2 separate regions of the Mus musculus genome follow, and region 2 is linked to region 1. Evidence: chromatin loops called from intact Hi-C (ENCODE). Cell type or tissue: left cerebral cortex. All regions are shown on one strand. Links, peaks and the distances in the headings refer to the core of each region. The heading gives the core; the rest is flanking DNA.

Region 1 (9,656 bases), core at 692-8,691:
AAAAGTTAGATTACAACACCAGGTTATATGTATTTTTTCCAGTTTTATGGTGGTATTTCCCAAGTGGCTTTGAATTTCTGTAGGAATATTGTATTGCTGATTTTTACTGGTTTTCTTGATATATGGTAGATGCATTATTTTCTTATAATACAACGAATTCAGTTTACCTGGATTGGTTCAGGAAGCTCCCGTGCATTATAGAAAGAGTGAGGGTACCTATCCAGCTGGACTGCTCAAAGATTCCTGGTTTCCTTTCTGCAACAGACCCATGCCTCTGGTCACTCTCTGCTTCCAACTTAGTTTTTATGCTCAAGCACAAGATTTCCCAACTTTTATAGAACGCTGTTTCCAGAGAACAAGTCTGTCTACCCAGGAGTTACAGTTGGACTCCAGTATGTCCCCACTGGCTCACGATTTGAATACTTGGTCCCCAGATGGTAGTGCTACTTTGGGAGGGAGGATATGAAAACTCTCGCAAGCTGAGCGGCAGGATGTAGGTCATTGAGGGTGGATCCTTGGGGGTGTATTATTTCTGGCTGCGATTTGCTGATTCTCTACTTCCCAGTCAACCATGAACTGAACTCTCTTTCTCCCAGTATGTCACTGCTGCCTTGATATCCTGCCCAAGTACATGGCTTGAGTGACCATGATAAGTTGAACCCTTACAAAACACTGAGCGAGATAGTTTACCTTGCATTGTAAATAATGCACACAGCAGAGTGTGAGAAAGGGCAAGAAATGTGGGTAAGGTCTTGCAGGTAAAGACGTAAAAGGTCTTCAGTAGATAAGATTTGTATGTTGTTTTTGTTAGATATCGGGATCACAGCAATGTAAAAATAATTAATATATCAGGTGATGCATTCACTCTTGGGAATATTTTGCTCATGGTTTCATGGTCTCTCTTCTGTGAGTTCCTGCAGCACTTTACAGGTCGTATTGTTTCCCCCAATTCATATCCTAATTTGTCTCTTTCAGGTCACTGGACTGGGCATATTTCCTGCAGATGTTTTAGGTCTTTTACTGTGATACTTCAGCCGTTTTCCTTGCCTTTCTCACATTTTGTCAAGCATTATTTACAGTGTGATGTTTGTCATTTCTCTTTGTCTCTTAACTTCACTTTTAGGGTCCCCCTCCCATTCTTCTTATTGCTTATAATATTTTTTTCAAAAGAAAATACACAAAAGCAAAAAGGCGCATACCTGAACTGCCTCAGTGTTCCTGAGGGAACTCCAGGGGTGAGACGATGGTACTGGAAAGAAGACATAAGCAAGCAGGACTGTATCCACACATTCTCAGCAAAGGTTCCTCATTTCTGTTAGTTTACATGACAATGAAGCTTGATGAGAGCTTATTTGGGGGCTTAACTTCGGCAGGCAACAGGGTGATAGGAAGTCAGTTAGTCAAAGAAATAGATGGGAATCAGAGGGGTTTGTTAGGATCGTAAAGTTAATTTTTCCACTGCCCCAGTTTCTGAGCATGGAAACATCATGGTAGGAAGCAAATGTTTCCAGGTGCACTTGGAACTGGGGTGAATTATTTGAGGCTGCTTATATTTGCAAAATTTCTAGATGTGTTTCTTAAGTGACGAGACTTTTCAAGATTATTTCTCTACTGTATTAATCTTATACCTGCTTGGAAGAAGAAGTGTGCCCACTTCACTTAAGTGTAAATTTCGGGTAGCAGCAGGAAGGAGATTTACTGTATGGAAAACGTAGATCCTACTTTAATTGAAGTTCTTGTTCCAAGTCAAGAATGCACACTCTCCTCTCCACAGCATTCACTATTTTTCCGGTATAATGAGTCTAAAATAAAAGTCCTTGAAGAGTTAAGTATACAGTGCACATGTGTGAGAATAACAAAACTCCAAAATAAGAGCAGGGAGGTCACGTGGGAGCTTTTGTTCAGGACTCTGGTCAGAGCACCAAGCAAGCCACTCAGGATTGCTGGGGAGAATACCAAGCGATACGATACAGCCTTTGGGACTATGGTCTAGTGGCTTCATATAAAACCAAACAACCCACAAATGATGTGTCTTGGTATGTGTTGACTCAAGAAGTTTGAATTCTTATGTCCACACACACAAACTTGTATGTAAAAACAGCTATATTCACAAGTGCCTCAAATCTCCAACAACCAAGGTGCCCTTCTTTATGTGCCTGGATAATCTACGCTGCACACAAGTAATGGAATATTTAAGGGTAAAAATAGAAATGAACTATTAAGCCTGGAAAGACAGAAGAATTTTAAAAGCATTTTGCTAAGACAAAGGAGGCCATCAACAAAGATCACACACTATAGGAGTCCAACTATAGAATATTCTAGAAAACGCAAAACTACAAAGACAGTAAAAAGCACAGTGCTTGCTTGAGGGAAGGATATATGAATGGATTGAATACTTGAGCTTCAGAGGACAGTGAAAGTATCTTATACAATAAAGTAAACTGGACAGAAATTAATATGTGTTCACTAACATCTGCACAATGTACAAAAATCATTTAGTAGCCTTTTAAGCTATGACCTGGTTAATAGCAATATGCCAATATGGGCTCATCAATTAAAGCAAGCTCACCACACTAGTGGGATGTGGTGGGGACTGTTTGAAATTTGTTCCACAACTGCTCACAAAATAAATATTTTCTTTAAAAAACTGTTCTAAATTTCAGTTCTGTCTTAGAAGCTTCGGTAAAGAGACTCTAGTGAGGAAAGGAATCTTTATACTAATGTCTCTTATTACAGAAGTGGTCAGGGGTGGGCAATGTAAAGGAGAAACAACATCCCCCAAACTTCTTCTGGTCCTGAGACAGAAAGGTGCTGTACTTATCTGAGCACAGGAGGGAGTCTCTGGAATTACACCCGAGGGCCCAGGGCCAGGAATTAAATAGAGAGGAATCTTTGTAAGAAAGGAAGAGAGACGTTTGGGAAAGGGAGTCCACAGAGAAGGAGATTCTGGTCTGCATGTGGAGAGATGTGAGAGGTAAGAAGGTAGCTGGGTGCTCAATGTGGCATGGATTGAGCACAAATGGGGGCAATGCATGAATCTCCCTGGAGAGGAGAAATAGAATGTATTTCCTGGGTGGATTGGAGGCAGTGGGGGAGGTACCAGGAGGGATCAGGCAGGAGGGAGTGGGTAGAGGGAGAGAGTGCTGGGATAAATGCCTGGAATTGGGGAACATTTGGGTGGGGGGAGATGAGGAAACCTAGCACAATGGAAACTCCCTGGAATCTATGAGGGCTGTCCCTGCCAAAGGTTCCCAGTCATGGTAGATATGGAGCCTGAACCTGTCATCTTCTGTAACCAGGCAAGGTGTCCAGTGGTGGGACTGGGACATCAACCTAGTCATAAAACCTTTGAACTAAAATCTGTTCCGCCTGAAATAAGTGCTGGGGTAATGGAGGCACAGAACTTGTGGGAGTGGCCATCCAATGACTTGTCTAACTCAAGACCCGTGCCATGAGAAGGAGTTTATGCCTGGCACTGGCTGGCTGGCCAAGAACTAGAAATTGGATAGGTCAGAGACTCAGGATAGAGCCAAACATAACTGGCAAAAAAAGTCAATGAAATGATTCCCACTGTTGTTCTGCTATATTCAAAGACTGGATTAGCCCATTTGTTATCAGAGAGGGTCATCCAGCAGTGGATGGAAGCAAATGCAGAGACCCATGGCCAAGCATTAGTTCAGGAAGCCCCATGGGAGAAGGGGAGGAAGAATTGTAGGAGAGTGGTCCAGGACACCACAATAACGCTCAGAGAATCACCTAAGAAGGACTCATCTAGATTCATAGATACTGACGTGGTAACCATGGAGCCTGCATGGGTCTATGCTGGGTCCTCTGTGTATAAGTTATGGTTGTGTTGCTTTGTGTTCTTATCGGCTCCTAGCAGTGAGAGTGGTGGCAGTCTGCAACTCTTTTACCTACACTTGGGACCTTTCTCCTCCTACTGGGCTGGCTTGTCCAGCTTTGATAAGAGGGTTTGTGTCTGGTCTTATTGTAATTTGTTATGCCGTGCAGGGGTGATATATTTGAGAGGTCTGATCCTTTCTGAAGGGAAATGGGGAAGGAGTGGATCTGGGGTAGGGGGAGATGCTGTGGAGTTGTTGGGGGGCCTGAAGGGAGGGAGGGAAAACTGGTCAGGGTGTATATGTGAAAGTTGCGGGGGGTGGGGTGGGGGGAAGAAACGGAAGTTCAGAATTGTTATGAAGCTAGTCAGTGCAAAAGCAGATTTAACCATTGTCACATCTGTGCTCTCAACACTGAGAAGAGTGCCAGCGGAAGATTGGCCAAGTCTCTCTCAGTTCATCTTCAAAACGGTCCATTTGCATAGGCTGTCTTTTTTATCAAAGCAACTCAAGGCCTCATGGGGCTTCCAATAGACCCAAGCTGGGAATGAATAAAATCCAGAGCTCTGAACTGCAGATGAACTTCGCATATTTTTAGCAGGCCCTTTCTATATTTGGTGGGGCCTGCTTCTGTTTTTCATTAAGACTAGAATTTCAATTACATTTAAAAAAAATCCAAGACGCATTATCAGCACGTGTAGCGATTGCAGCACCTTGGAGCATGAAAGGACTGTAAGTCCCAGGGTAACCTGACCCTTCCTAGCCAAACCTTGTGTCAAAAACCAAAACCAAAAGCCGAAGTAAATTTGATTTAAAAAATGTATTAGTATAATCCTCCCTGCTCCCCAGTTCCTGCTTTTTGTATCATCACCTGTCCTGGTAGAGAACATGGGCTCTTTGCTTAGGGACATGTGCTGTTAGACACAGCACTGGCAGCGATATGCTAACTCACACCCCTCTCTCTAAAACCTGCCAACATCATCCACTTTAACATGGCAGTATAAATGCAGGTTCTGGTTGGAGGAGGATAATGCATTAAGTGACAGCTTGTCATTTTCTCATCTCTTTTGCTTTAGTGTGTGCAAGTACATTATTTGAGCCATCAGTAGGACTCACCCGATCCAGCCCTTTGAAGAGGAATCACAGTTTATTTCTCTTTCCCCCAATTTAAGACTCTGTACCTTTTTAGTGAGACATGTAATGTTTTCACTGTGCTGTTTATCACTGACTCTGTTTTGCTTACTGTCTAGGCTGCAAAGTGTCTCTATCAGACTCTACTTTAGGCAGAGAAGATATGTGCATTTTACTTGCATATACAAATAGACATTAGCTTGTGGTGTTGAGGGACACAGAGTTTAGTAGGATTCTTTGTGTGGAGAAAAAGCACTGTTCTGGAAGTTGTTAGACACACACACAGACACACACACATGTACACACACATGTACACACACACACAGACATGCACATGTATGCATGTACACACAGATACGCATGAGTGGTCACACGCACACACATACACACACACACAAATTCTCTCTCTCTCTCTCTCTCTCTCTCTCTCTCACACACACACACACACACACACACACACACACACACACACACTTACTATACCAGATCTTGTATCATCTAACAACACTCATATCCTTGAATACAAAAAGAAATACTTAGGGTTATGTTTTTAAGACTTATTTTACTTTTAATTATGTGTATGTGAATGCATACATGTGTGTGTGTGTGTGTGTGTTTGCATACACACATAAATTCGACTATCCATGGGGACCAGAGGTTGCAGAATCTCTGGAGCTGGAGGTACAGGCTGTTGTGAGCCACCTGGCTTGAATGCTGGGAATTGAATTCAGGTACTTTGAAATAACAATACAAGCTCTTAGCCTATGAGCCATCTCTCCTGCGCCTGGTTTTAACAATCGCCTGTGGGCCTGCATTACGTCATTCTTGAAAAAAAAAAAGCTGCAATTTTTCCCCATGTAAATGAAAGCTAAATTTAATTTTTTTTTTTTAAGGGAAAACATTTGGTTTTGATATTTTTACATGACTAATCCATTGCAGTGGATACTATCAAGTATATTTTTGGAATAAAAAAACCCAATTATTTATCTAGACAAAGTATAAAATGTTTTCACAGAACTGCATCGCTTTCACAAATACGTTGCATCAGCCATTGCTTGGAGCAATCCTATCATACAGGAATGTTTGTGTTTTACATTGTAATTTCTGAAACACACAATTTTTTTTTTTTTTTACTCCCAGGAAAACTGGTCAACCATAGCGGTTATAAGTGTAGGATATGTGTATTTAGATAAATACACATAATCTAATGAAAGAAAACTGCCCACTGTAACTAAAGGTCAGAAACAGGAACTGAAGAGATGGCTCAACGGGTAAGAGCACTTGTTTTCAAGAATCAGGAACTGAGTTCAAACCCCTGGCACCCACGGAAGGAATAAAGACATGGCCATTAGAGAAAGTGTTCAGAAGGACGCAATCACACTCTAAGCATGACATGCAGCGCTGAGACAGATGCAGATACTCACAGCCAACCATTTGGACTGAGGTCGAGGACCCCTATGGAAGAGTTGGGGGAAGGACTGAAGGAGCTGAAGGGAATGGCAACCCCATAGGAAGACCAACAGTATCAACTAACTAGGACCCCTCAGAGCTTCCATAGACTAAGCCACCAACCAAAGAGCATACAAGGGCTGGTCTGTGGCCCCAGGCACATATGTAGCCGAGGACTGCCTTGTATGGCCTCAGTGGGAGAGGATGTGCCTAATACTGTAGAGTTTGATGCCCCAGGAAAGGGGGATGTGGTAAGGTGGGATGGGGGTGGTGATGGTGTTTGAGGTAGGTGTAGGTGGGTGTGTGAGGAGGAGGGTGGGCCAGTGGGGGAGCTCCCTCTCAGAGACAAAGGGGAGGGGGAGGGAGTGAAGAACTCTTGGAGGAGGGACTGGGAATAGGAGCAACATGTGAAATGCAAATAAATAAAATAATCTTTAAAAACAAGAAAGAAAAGAAACAAAAAGCATAGTCATTAGGAAGGAAAGGGCAAAACTCTGTCTGTGATATGGCAGTAAACAGAGAAAATAACAAAGATTTGACAAAACAAAACCTGAAACTAATTTGTGGTTATGGTGAGGCTGCAGTCTACAAGATTAATAGAAAAAGGAAATTGCTTTTCTTTATAAATTATCAAGGAAAGACATTTTTAATCAAAATACAATACTCCTGCGTTAGCATCCCCAAATGTGTGGGCACAAATCTGATAGTATGTTCGAGATACATATGAGAAAAATCATAAAGTTCTGATGAAAGAAATTAATGAAGTTCTAAATAAATGAAGAGATACTCCACATTTGTGGAGAGAAAATGCCCTATCCAGTTGTCAGGGGCTCCTGACCACATTGGTAGCTTCAACACACTTCCAATCAGAATCGCAGCGCCCTGGAGGACATTGATGACCTGGTGCTCTGTTTATATGGTAGAGCCATGTGCACGTGCGTGTCTCTCTGTGTGTTTTGTGTATGTATATGTGCATATATATTTGTGTGCATGCGCATGTATGTGTGTGCACATGCACACATGTGGATTATGCATGTGCCTGTATGTATATATGTGTGTGTGTGTGTGTAACATGTGTATGTGTGTATTGCATTTTAGTATGTGTGTATAAGCATGTATATGTATGTGAGAGTGTGTGTGTGCACACACACTAGTGCCATTAAGTAAGGTGAAGCTGGAGAACATTAACACTACACAAGATTTTGTGTGAAGGTGCAGTAATCATGACAGTGTGAACAAGGAAGGAAGATTGGCAGATGAGGATAAGAACTCCACGAAGTCCACAGGTTGTTGACAAACAGTTAGCTTTGATTGAGGAAAGGATGAGTATTTTTTTTTAAACAAATGGACACACACACACACACACTTAAAAAACCCCACAATGTAATGTGTATAGAGCTATAGTCATGATAACTCAAACGGGAGGAAGAAGATGATCGTCAATAGGCAAATAAGCTACAGTGCTGTCATGCAATGGTATGCTATCCATGGAGAAAGAACTAGCTGTTGGGCCATGAAAAATATGGGTGATGCTTAAATGTATATGGTTAAATGAAAAAAAAGTTTGAAAACACTACAAACTGTATGACTCTAGTTATAGAACACGGCACAGTTTATGGAGGCAGTAAAAAGACTGATAATGTCAGGATTTAGGGGGTGGGGGAAAAAGAGTAAGGAATAAATAGAAAAAGCATGGGAAATTTCAGGAAAATTAAATTCTGTTTGGTAGGATACTGTAATAGTGGATACATATGTCTCATGTGTTCCAATCCATAGAACTTCAAAATGTAAATGCGAACCATAGTGTAAACCATGGGCTTTAGTTGATAATGATGAATGGGTATCAGGTCGCAGGTGACCAGGGATGGAGAGGGTAACAGACACTTGGCTAGCTCTTACACTGAGGACATAGGTCCATTCAGTGTAAAGAACTGTGCTGCTCAGCCAAAATGCCTGACAAAACACACATGACAGGAAAGCTTTTGGCTCATGGTTTCTGATGCATTACGCCACGGCAAGATGGTTCCAATTGCTTTTATTTTTTATTTTATTTTATTTTTTATTAATCATTTTATTCATTTATATTTCAAATGATATCCCCTCTTCCCATTTACCCCTCAACAATTCCCCCATCCTATCCCCCCTCTGCCCCTCCCTTTTGCCTCTATGAGGGTGCTCCTCCACCTACCCACCCACTCCTGCCTCATGGCTCTAGCATCCCCTATGCTGGGGCATCAAGCATCTCTCCCCTCCCCTCTTATTGATGTCAGATAAGGCCATCCTCTGCTACATAGGTATCTGGAGCCGTGGATTACTCCACGTATACTCTTTGGTTGGTGGTTTAGTCTTTGGGAGCTCTGGTACAGTTAGTTGATATTGTGCTTCCTATGGGGTTGCAATCTCCTTCAGTTCTTCCCCTAGCTCTTCCACTGGGGTCCCCGGGCTCAGTCTGATAGTTGACTGTGAATATCTGCATCTGTATTGGTCAGGTGCTGGTAGAACTGGTTCCCTGAGAGGTTCTACCAGCACCTGTCCACTTGCTTTTAAAATGGTGGAGGTGAAGATATGGCAGCAGGAGTGGGTGGTGGAGGAAGAGGCTTGCCTCATGCCATTCAGTAAGTAAAAGTGGAAGGAGGAGATCTGGGCAAGAGATAACCTGTAGAAGCATGCCCCGAATGGCCCCTTTCTTTACACTACATCCTGTCTCTTAAGTTTTCATCTCCCCTCAAAACCTATAAAGTCATGGACCCATCAGTGGACTGATCCGATGATGAGGCTAAAGTTGCCATGGTCCAATCACTCCAATTTCAGCTCCACCCCTGAACATTGCTACATTGAGGACCTACCTTTTGAAGTATGAGCCTTCAGTGGATGTTTCATATCCAAACCATAACAGTAACCTAGACATCATCACGACGCAACCCAAGAGAACCTTATGGATTCGTATTTAAAAGTAGTCCCAGACACTCTGTGACATCCTCTTAGCACATCTTGCATCCTCACCCCAGTCCTCTCTGAGATCAAGTTGCTACCTTCCTAAACCTGCGATCACCTCTGTCTATGGTGATGAGAAAAGACCACTAAAAAGTAACAAAGCTTTCCATTGGGAAATTTGAAATGTAAAAGCCATGAGAGAAACTCTGGTGCTCTGGATCAGGAACTGTGGCTCTCTGATCCCCTCCTCTGAGGAGAAGAAGACCCTGAGCTCTGTGTTTATTTGGATAATGCAACTCCAGG
Region 2 (9,656 bases), core at 1,092-9,091, 68 kb after region 1:
TGCTTATAAATGATATTAACACACCAGAAACTATGCATGTAGCGCTTATGCATATTTGTGGAGCATACTGAGGATAGAATATTTCAATATTTTGAATTTTTAATACTTAACAGTACTGGTCTTTGCACTTAAACTTTGGGTGTAAATTGTTTGAAGCTAGTTTTATGATCATTTGCCTCATTTTGGCAAACTGGCTGATCACTGGTTAAATTCACCCAATGAAGCTTTGCCTTCCTGGCTGAGGAAGTGTTCCCTCTCCTCACTAAATGTGGGATTAGTCAGCTCTTTATTATCTCCTGTGAATAATAGTCGGATACTGTTCTTATCACATAAACATTTATCCAGAAAGCTCACCAAGACTCTAAGCTGCTAATGAAGGGTTATGTAACAAGAGTATTGAAAATTTCCCTTTTAATAGGATGCCAGCAATTAATTCAATACTGCAGTTCATAGAGCACTGTCCTGGAGGGCTTGGCTGAATTTTTTAAATTTAATTTTGTCTAGTTTTTGAGACTGTCATACATGGACATAAAATATTTTGATATTTACCCCACCCTGCTCAGCTTTTCCTAGAACCCATCCTGTCCTCTTTCAATGTCATGGTCTCCTCTTTTTATTTCTTTCTCCTTTATAACTCACTGAGAACAGTTAGGTCTGGCATATTCAGCAGAGAGGTGGGGCCATCCATTGAGCACAGGCAACCCATAACAGGCTGCATCCCTGAAGAGCCCTGACTCTTCCTCCTCCAGGAGCCCTCGGTTGTCTTAGCTGATTTTTAGTCTCCCTACCTCTATGCCTTACCTTGCAATCTTATTTTTGTTTATATTTTCAAATATAAGCCAAAGCACCTTGCTTTAGTTATGCCTTTGATATTAGGAAAAGGAAAACTAAACAATTAAATCGATCCTGCATTTATGCCCTGCATTTCTCCTATATTTTGATAACTTCCTTCCTATGCTATTTATTGTTTTACATATTTGCCTTTGGTATTTTCTTTAGGTATACTGACATAAGGAAACTCGAACATCTCATAAACTAGTGAGGTGGTAGAATGTGTGGGCAGATACCCTGCATGTGCAGACTTACATGAAAGGAAAGATTTAACTTCCCTTTTAGTTAAAATAAGTACCAAGTGTGCTTCGTTAGCCAGAGAGAGTTCAGGGAACCAGATGATGATGTCCAGGCATTAAAGTCAGCCATGCTTTAGAAAGGAGTGGGAAGAGATGGGCTCCCATTCATTGTAATCTCATAGTGACTCGGGCCCTCTTCACAGTCCTCCCCGTTCCTACTCCCAAGTCAGCCAAATGAACATCTCCTTCAGTAGACATGGATGTTACCTCATGATGCTGCAGTCACATGGTCTCACGTGGAAAGTGTGGGAAGGCATCAGGTGAATCTTTCTGAGTCACTTTTTTTTTTCTTCACGGTACCTTTCTGTTGTTACAACTTTGGTTTAGGCTGTGAGTATCACTGATGGTATTGTCTCTAACCCAGAAAGATGGCACAGAGAAGGCTCGTCTAAGTTGCCCTGTTTCTTTTATAAATCTCTGGGTTAATGTTTGCCTCAAATGACTTCTTTTGCATTCATTTCAAGTTGTCTTCTTGAGAATTTAGTGCTGTGGTCCAATATTTTATTGTTTGGTTAATACAGACCTGTGACACTTCCTTCTCAGATCTAAAATATCCCACTCTCTTGCCTCTGGGCTGTTACATATGTTCTTTTCCCATCTTATTTCACATGTTCACACTCTGTTATCACACATAAAGAAACAGTTAAACTTTACACAGACAAGATCTCAGAAAGTGGAACTCCCACTTGTTCTGTCCTAGAAAGCTTTGGAGAGCTGTGGAAAAGGGAAGGAGAAAAGAGAGGCTTGTGAGACAGCTTGCTGTGCTACAGTAGCCAAGGGAAGAAAGTCCTGTAAGGACAACTGTGCAGAACGATGGAGAGACCCAAAAGGAAGCGCTCCAGAGGCAAGAAAACGAAGCCCTTGAACGACACTATAGGTGAGCATTCGGCAGGCATTATGGATTAACCAATCCCAGAAGTCCATGCAAAGGGAAAACCTGTGAGCTGCTATCAGAGAAAAATATAATTCCTGCATACTGCTTAGCTCAACCAGCAAAGAATACTTGCATTGTTATTGGGGTGCAACCATTAGCTATTTCTTTTACCATAAATTGAGAGATAACTTTACGGACAGAGGATGTTTGAGCATCCGAAGGTATGAGGATGTTAACTTACCACCCATGCAAAACGGCAGCAAGGAAGATGTGTGCTTGATAAATCAAGAATATACATGCTGAAAAGTGAAGTGGAAATACCATAAGCTTTGGCTATAATTCAAAGCACTTGTGTCAGACCAGTATGGTTGGATGGGTCATGGGAGGAAACAACAGAATCAGTGTTGTCTTTCTATGGATGTCTTGAACCTTAGGAATATTATTTAGGGCTATTATTATTTTAGATTATTTTTTGACTTATTTATTTTTTGTTTGCCTTCTCTCTAAGGGTATTGGATTACCTAGAACTGGAGTTATAGACAGTTTTAAGCTGCCATGTAGGTCCTGGGAATTGAACATGGTCCTCTGGAAGAGCAGCTAGTGCTCTTAACCACAGAACCGTCTCTCCAGCCCCAACTTTAGGACATTTCAATAACTGTTATACAAAGATATGGATTTGTTCAATTTTAAAGACCAACTGAACATGCAGTGTGAATACAAAGCACCTACCACATCTGAGGCAAAATGCTCAACTCTCCTCCCAATCATACAACAGAATGGATAAAACAGAGTTCTGACACTCCTGGAACATGTCACTTTGGAGGATGGAAGGGGTGACCCTGGTCCAGGAAGAAACTTAAGTAAGTTTGAATTCAAACCATACAAACCTTAACTTTTGAAGAAAAAAGTGTAAAAGATAACACTGCTGAATTCATAATTCAAACTGAAAGGATGACGACAGCAAGTTACTGTTTGAGCACCTCCCTAACGGTTTACCTCAATAAAGCCACCCTGAGCACGGGATTACACCGAAGCACCAGTTACGATGCCTGTGGCTTACAGTCTGGTCTTGCCTCTTCTTACAAAAGCGACTGTTGGCTTTTGTACCAGATACTGTTATTCTTACAAAAAGGAACATAGGTTCCTGTTCCCTTTTGCCCAATAATTATCTAAGAGGATGCTGCAGAGACAGCCAAGAAGGACAGAAAAATAAGGAAATGAAAACAAAAGGGTCAGAGGCATGGAGGACAGAAAGAAGGACAACAGTACCACAAACGCTCTGTGTGAGGGCTCGGGGGACAGCCAGTCAAGTGTGTTTCTTGCTATTGTTGCATATTTTGCTTGGACATCGTGTCACTTCCTCTGTACTCTCTGTGCAAGAAATATTTGTGAGGAAGGTTAAAATCACTAAGAAGTTGTTTATGTGGCATCTTTCTTGGCAAGAGGCACACAGGCACACACATTTTATGTGCCTCTGGACATTTGAACAGATAGGTAACTTACAGCAAGATGAAGTAGCCATCTATTGTGACCACACATTGGAAGTGGCTGATTACTGTTTTTTAGTGGTATGTGCATGTGTGTGTGTTGGGTGTGTGTGTGTGATGTGCCCGAGTGTGCAAACATTCCACACATATGAAAAACTGTCGTTGTGTGTACAGTGTGTACAGATAGTGCTTTCCTTCCTCTGACATTCAGGTTAATTTTTTCCCCATGCTGAATTAGGCTACTAAGAAATGGAGAGATTAATCTAGGCCTGAAGGAGGAAGGCAACCCCTTAAAAATATCCTATTGCATTTTTGACATTGGCCGGAAAACCTGTGAGATTCAGTCTTCACTAGCATGGAAGCTCAACCCAGAGACTGGTTCATTCAATTAAAATAGATTAGTGTGCCACTCCGTTAAAACAGAAAGGCCAGTAAGATAGCTCAGTGGGTAAGGACACTTGCCACCAAGTTTGACAACTTGAGTTCAAATCTTGGGACTCACATGTTGGAAACAGGAGACCCCTCGTACTTTGTTCTCTGCCGTGTACACACACGTAAAGGATAAAATATTTAAAAATGTAAAATAAATGTGTAAATGAACAAATCCAGTGTTTTCTTCTATTTGTGTACTATCCTAAATTGAAAACATTTGTGGCTGATGCATATTAGACAGACTGAATGACAGCACAGGACACATGACATTCTCCTGGTACCTCTCTATGTGTGCAGGTACAGGTACAAATATACCACACTTATACACATGCACATATGTGCATTCTTACACACACATTACAAAAATAAAAAATAAAAGTTAGAAAGCAGTTTTGAGCAATTCTGCTCCCTGCTTGGAGTAGGACTTCTGAAGCAGGATGTGTCTCCCTAGCTTCTGGGAAGAGAGCAAGAGAGGAAAGCACTTAGATAGAGAAGCCCCCACAACCACAGACCCACACCCGAGAGTGCAGGTGGCCTGGAGATGTCAATCTAGCACACCTGGCTGCTTCTCTCCAAAAGTCCGGTAGACATAGCACCATCTTTCAAGTCTCAGCTCTAGGGCCATCCTTTGGATGCAATCTTTCTGATAGTCTTTGGATTTCTTTCTCTTGTATTTTTCCCTTTCCAAGTCTAGTTGACTGGGGAACTGAAGAGCATAGATTTTCCAGCATTTATGCAGGTCTCTATAGTAGCATTAAGCAGTGTTCCTAGAGTATCATCATTTTCCCATGATCCTAAGAGGGTTTGGAAGGGCTTGGAGCTTACAGCATGCTTGCATGGGAATTGTTCTCACCTAGATTCCGAGATGGGAGAAACAGGCCCATGGGGAGGCCTAAACACATGAGTGGAATGTCTCCCTCAGGCAGGAAATGCATAGTCGTCCTTTCTTCTTCTGGTTCCTCTCCTCCATTTGGTATAACCAGTCATCCTTCCTTAGAAAAGACACGTTAAACGTTTAACAGTGAGTTTAGTCTTGTTGGAGGACTTCACAGGTAGAACAAAGCAAATTCCCCCAGGGTAGGACATTTCTTTGCCATTCAAAGTGTGGCTTAGGGGCTGAATGGTCAGGCCAGTCGGTGTGGTTCTGATTAGGCAAGCAAGAGGGCCTGACTTTGACCCCCAGAACTCAATGGAGAGCAGATCATAGTGACATATGCTTATAAGCCCAGCATGGGGTGGGATGTGGGGGGCAGACAGGTCATTCTGGTACTTACCAGTCAGCCAACCTAGCACAACTGGTAAGCCTGGAGTCTCAGGGAGAGAGATACTGTCTCAGACAATGAAAAAAAATGAAACAAAAAATTAACAAGATTGACAGCTCTGGAAGAAAGACAACTGAGGTTGACATTTGGTGGCCATGTACAGTGGCACACACACACACACACACACACACACACACACACACCACACACACACACACACACACACACACACTATACACCACACACACACAATATATACCATACACATGCACACACCACACACACACACACACACACACACACACACACACCCCCACACACCCCACACACACACATATATCACATAACACACACACACCCCCCCACCCCACACACACCACACACACACACCCCACATACACACATATCACATATCACACACACACACACCACATATCACACACACACACATAACACACCACACATATACACCACATATATACACACACACACACACACACCACATACCACACACACACACACCACATACCACACACATACACACACACACACACCACACATATATACACACACACCACACAGTGGCAAGTAGCAGTGATAATAATAATATAATGCGGCTTATGTATCCAGCTAACCTGAATGTTATTAGTTTGAAAGTGGTATAGACAAAATAGTTCATTTGAGAACATTTTTGTTTTGCACATTTGAAGAGTCTCATGGCCTGCTGCTTCTGCTATTGTTTAATTATCAGCATCCAGGTATCAGGCCAGAAAATGTGGATCAGTCCGCCCTCGTGTGTGAAGGTTGATGCAATTGGTTATGTAACTTTGAGATGCCCCAGTTTTATTTCACCAGACTCTCGTTATGAAACAACCGTGCCACTGAGGAAGGATAGCAAAGTGATAGCTGTCAATAAAAGTAGTGGATTCCACCACTGGCCTTGGCCTCAGTGGATTATTAAACACTTGCCCAGTCTGCTTAAAGAAGAGGATGCTTGACTTCTCAGCCTGGGCACCACCACCACCACCACCACAACCACCACCACCACCACCATCACCACCACCACCACCATCACCACCACCACCACCACCACCACCACCACCACCACCATCACCACCACCACCATCACCACCACCACCATCACCATCACCACCACCACCATCACCACCACCACCACCATCACCACCACCACCACCACCACCACCACCACCACCATCACCACCACCACCACCACCACCACCACCACCACCACCACCATCACCACCACCACCACCACCACCACCACCACCATCACCACCACCACCATCACCACCACCACCACCATCACCACCACCACCACCATCACCACCACCACCATCATCATCATCACCACCACCATCACTGTTTTGGTAGCAGTGGTCAGACACTAATTCTGCAGCTAAGTACCCTAGATATAAGGGCAAATCCCTAAGATTTTGCTACTTCCTTCCTTCCTCACAGCACACTCATTTAGCTATCACATACTGTCAATCTTTTCCTGTTGCTGGTATGGCTTACCCTGACGAGAGTAACCTAAGGGAGAAAGAGTTTATTCTCGCTCACATTTCAAGGCTATAGTTTTCCAGCAGGGGGAAAGCTGAAGGGGCAGGAACTTGAAGCGACTGGCCATATCTTATCTACAACCAGGAAGTAGAGAGCAATGACCCAACCCTGCCGCGCTGCCTGCCCTCGTTCTCCATTTTATACCGCCCGGGATCCCACACTCAGGGACTAGTTCCACCCATAACTAAGATGGGTCTTTCCACCTCAGCAAACGTATTCATGATAACCCCTCACAGAATCTAGATGGTCCCCCACTAGAGTGCCTGGAGGCTTGTTTCCTTGGTGATTCTGCATGGACTCCTCTCACTGGCGTCCGTGCCTGACGGCACATGCGCAGGCAACAACATTAATGGAGCGCAGGCCACTGTCCTCGGAGTTTTAGAAACTTAAACACACCTCTCCCCAGAGTAACTAAAGCCTTCGCACCATGTTTTACGTGCCGAGCCCTAACTACGCAAAGGTGTACAGCACATATCCTTTGCATTCACGACCACGACCTCATAGCAAGCAAAAGCTAACAGTGCCCACCTTTATCCTCCCGTGATCCCCAGCTACTGCGTTTTCATGTGTGAGAAGTCCAAGGTTAAAAGTACACCGTGTGAGACTTTATCCTTCTCGAGTCTTACCTCCTACCTAAAGTCTAAGACTGAAGGTGAACGTGAGTGTTGAGATGCCCTAGTTTCCTTCTGCCTAACGACCACTACGAGACATCACTCTCATAAGTTATAGAAGCTCCCAATTTCTATCTGCCTTTCCACTGGTTTTGAATTAATTACTTCTGGTCTGGTTGCTTGGTTCAGTGGGAAAAGATTTTAATTTCTTCTTTGCCAAAAGCCCTCCTACGTCGATGCTTTCCCCCTCCCCTCACTGACAGAGTAGCCACAAAATTTCCTTCCTCCACAACCCTCCTCCAGTGAATGCTGAGATCTAGAATCTATAGCCGGCACGTGAAGAACGATTGTCTACGCCTCCCTCCCGGAGTCCTGGGAGTCAGGAGCCTCTGCTCTAAGAGCTCGCAAGCTCAGGCAGGACCCTCAGCTGCTTTCACTGAAAGCTCCTGTGTGGGCGTGGTTCACTAAACCTGTCACTCAGCAAGGATAGATGCCTCCAAAGCTTTCCACTCACCCTGAAGTGGCCACCATTAGAAGCATATCTATAACCAGAACTGAAAAATCCGGCAGAAGGCTAGGGGGGCTTTCCCAAGAAGAAACCTCTGAAGTGTGGGTGTCAGAGGAGAGTTGTAGCGGCTTCGTCACATTTGAAGTCAAGCCTTGCCTTTGCTAGCACCGAGAGAAGGCACTTGGCTGGTGCCTTGTGTGTTTGTGTGTGTGTGTGTGTGTGTGTGTGTGTGTGTGTGTAGTGTGTGTGTGTGTGTGTGTGTGTAAGTGTGCATATGTGTATATGACCATCTGGTGATCAGAGGTAAAGGTTGGATATCTTCTGCGATTGGTGTCTACATTACTTTTAAAATAATATTTCTATTTTCTCTTTGAGAATTTCACTCTTATGGTATATTTTGCTCGCATTAATTCCCCTTCCCCAGCTCCTCCTAGACTGCCCTCTCCTCCTCACCCAGCTTCATGTTTCATTGTCTTTTTTTTTTAATTTTAAAATTTTTTTAATTTATTTTTTTATTACATATTTTCCTCAATTACATTTCCAATGCTATCCCAAAAGTCCCCCCTACCCTCACCCCCATTCCCCTACCCACTCATTCCCATTTTTTTTGGCCCTGGCGTTCCCCTGTACTGGGGCATATACAGTTTGTGTGTCCAATGGGCCTCTCTTTCCAGTGATGGCCGACTAGGCCATCTTTTGATACAAATGCAGCTAGAGACAAGAGCTCCGGGGTACTGGTTAGTTCATAATGTTGTTCCACCTATAGGGTTGCAGATCCCTTTAGCTCCTTGGGTACTTTCTCTAGCTCCTCCATTGGGAGCCCTGTGATCCATCCAATAGCTGACTGTGAGCATCCACTTCTGTGTTTGCTAGGCCTCGGCATAGTCTCACAAGAGACAGCTACATCTGGGTCCTTTTGATAAAATCTTGCTAGTGTATGCAATGGTGTCAGCGTTTGGAAGCTGATTATGGGATGGATCCCTGGATATGGCAGTCTCTAGATGGTCCATCCTTTCGTCTCAGCTCCAAACTTTGTCTCTGTAACTCCTTCCATGGGTGTTTTGTTCCCAATTCTAAGGAGGGGCATAGTGTCCACACTTCAGTCTTCATTCTTCTTGAGTTTCATGTGTTTAGCAAATTGTATCTTATATCTTGGGTATCCTAGGTTTTGGGCTAATATTCACTTATCAGTGAGTACATATTGTGTGAGTTCCTTTGTGAATGTGTTACCTCACTCAGGATGATGCCCTCCAGGTCCATCCATTTGAGACCTAATTTGTCAATGGATTTGGAGTTTACCGATTCAGCTAGGCTGACTGGCCAGCAAGCCAGGGGTTCTTCTGTCATCGACTCTTCAGTTTTGCGACCACAGGTGCTAACCTCAGCCCTAAGGCTTTATTTAGATGCCCCAGGAGTTTTATGTAGGTGCTGGGGTTTGAACTCAAGTCTTCATATTTGCGTGCTGAGCACTTCATAGGCTGAGCACTTCTCCCCAGACTGCCTTATGCATTTTTTTTTGAAAAAAGGTTTGTTTATTTGCTCTGTATACTACAGTGTACTGTCTGTACGTATGCTTGCACATCCAAAGAGGGTACCAGTTCTCACTATAGCTGGTTATGAGCCCCATGCGGTTGCTGGGATTTGAACTTGGGACCTCCGGAAGAGCAGCCAGTGCTCTTAACTGCTGAGCCGGATCTCCAGCCCCACCTTTCACATGTTTAAAGCAACTGTACCTACAAAACTTCTGGATCCTCTTTTACCATGGCTACTT

Evidence for each region. Peaks named below come from ENCODE experiments on the same cell type or tissue, not always from the same donor. Only the 100,000 strongest peaks of a DNase experiment are listed, where the experiment ranks them.
Region 2: a loop joins it to region 1, with 2.4 times the contacts of the local background. A loop is called at or near these places in 2 of 42 quality-filtered maps.

The regions. Positions count from the first base shown.
Region 1 is chr3:116,223,724-116,233,379 of GRCm38, reverse strand. No RefSeq gene overlaps it. Among named protein-coding and RNA genes, the nearest start is that of Gpr88, 25 kb to the left of the region's middle. In left cerebral cortex, for the core only: no CTCF peak of the experiment used is centred there; a DNase peak (open chromatin) is centred at 4,292.
Region 2 is chr3:116,155,917-116,165,572 of GRCm38, reverse strand. It overlaps Gm26544 (a long non-coding RNA gene), which reads right to left. Exons shown (of 6, transcript XR_375975.2): 2 at 5,198-5,250; 3 at 4,777-4,915; 4 at 2,734-2,843; 5 at 2,246-2,303; 6 at 1-1,844. Among named protein-coding and RNA genes, the nearest start is that of Gm26544, 10 kb to the right of the region's middle. In left cerebral cortex, for the core only: no CTCF peak of the experiment used is centred there; DNase peaks (open chromatin) are centred at 1,184, 1,827 and 6,027; H3K27ac peaks cover 224 bases.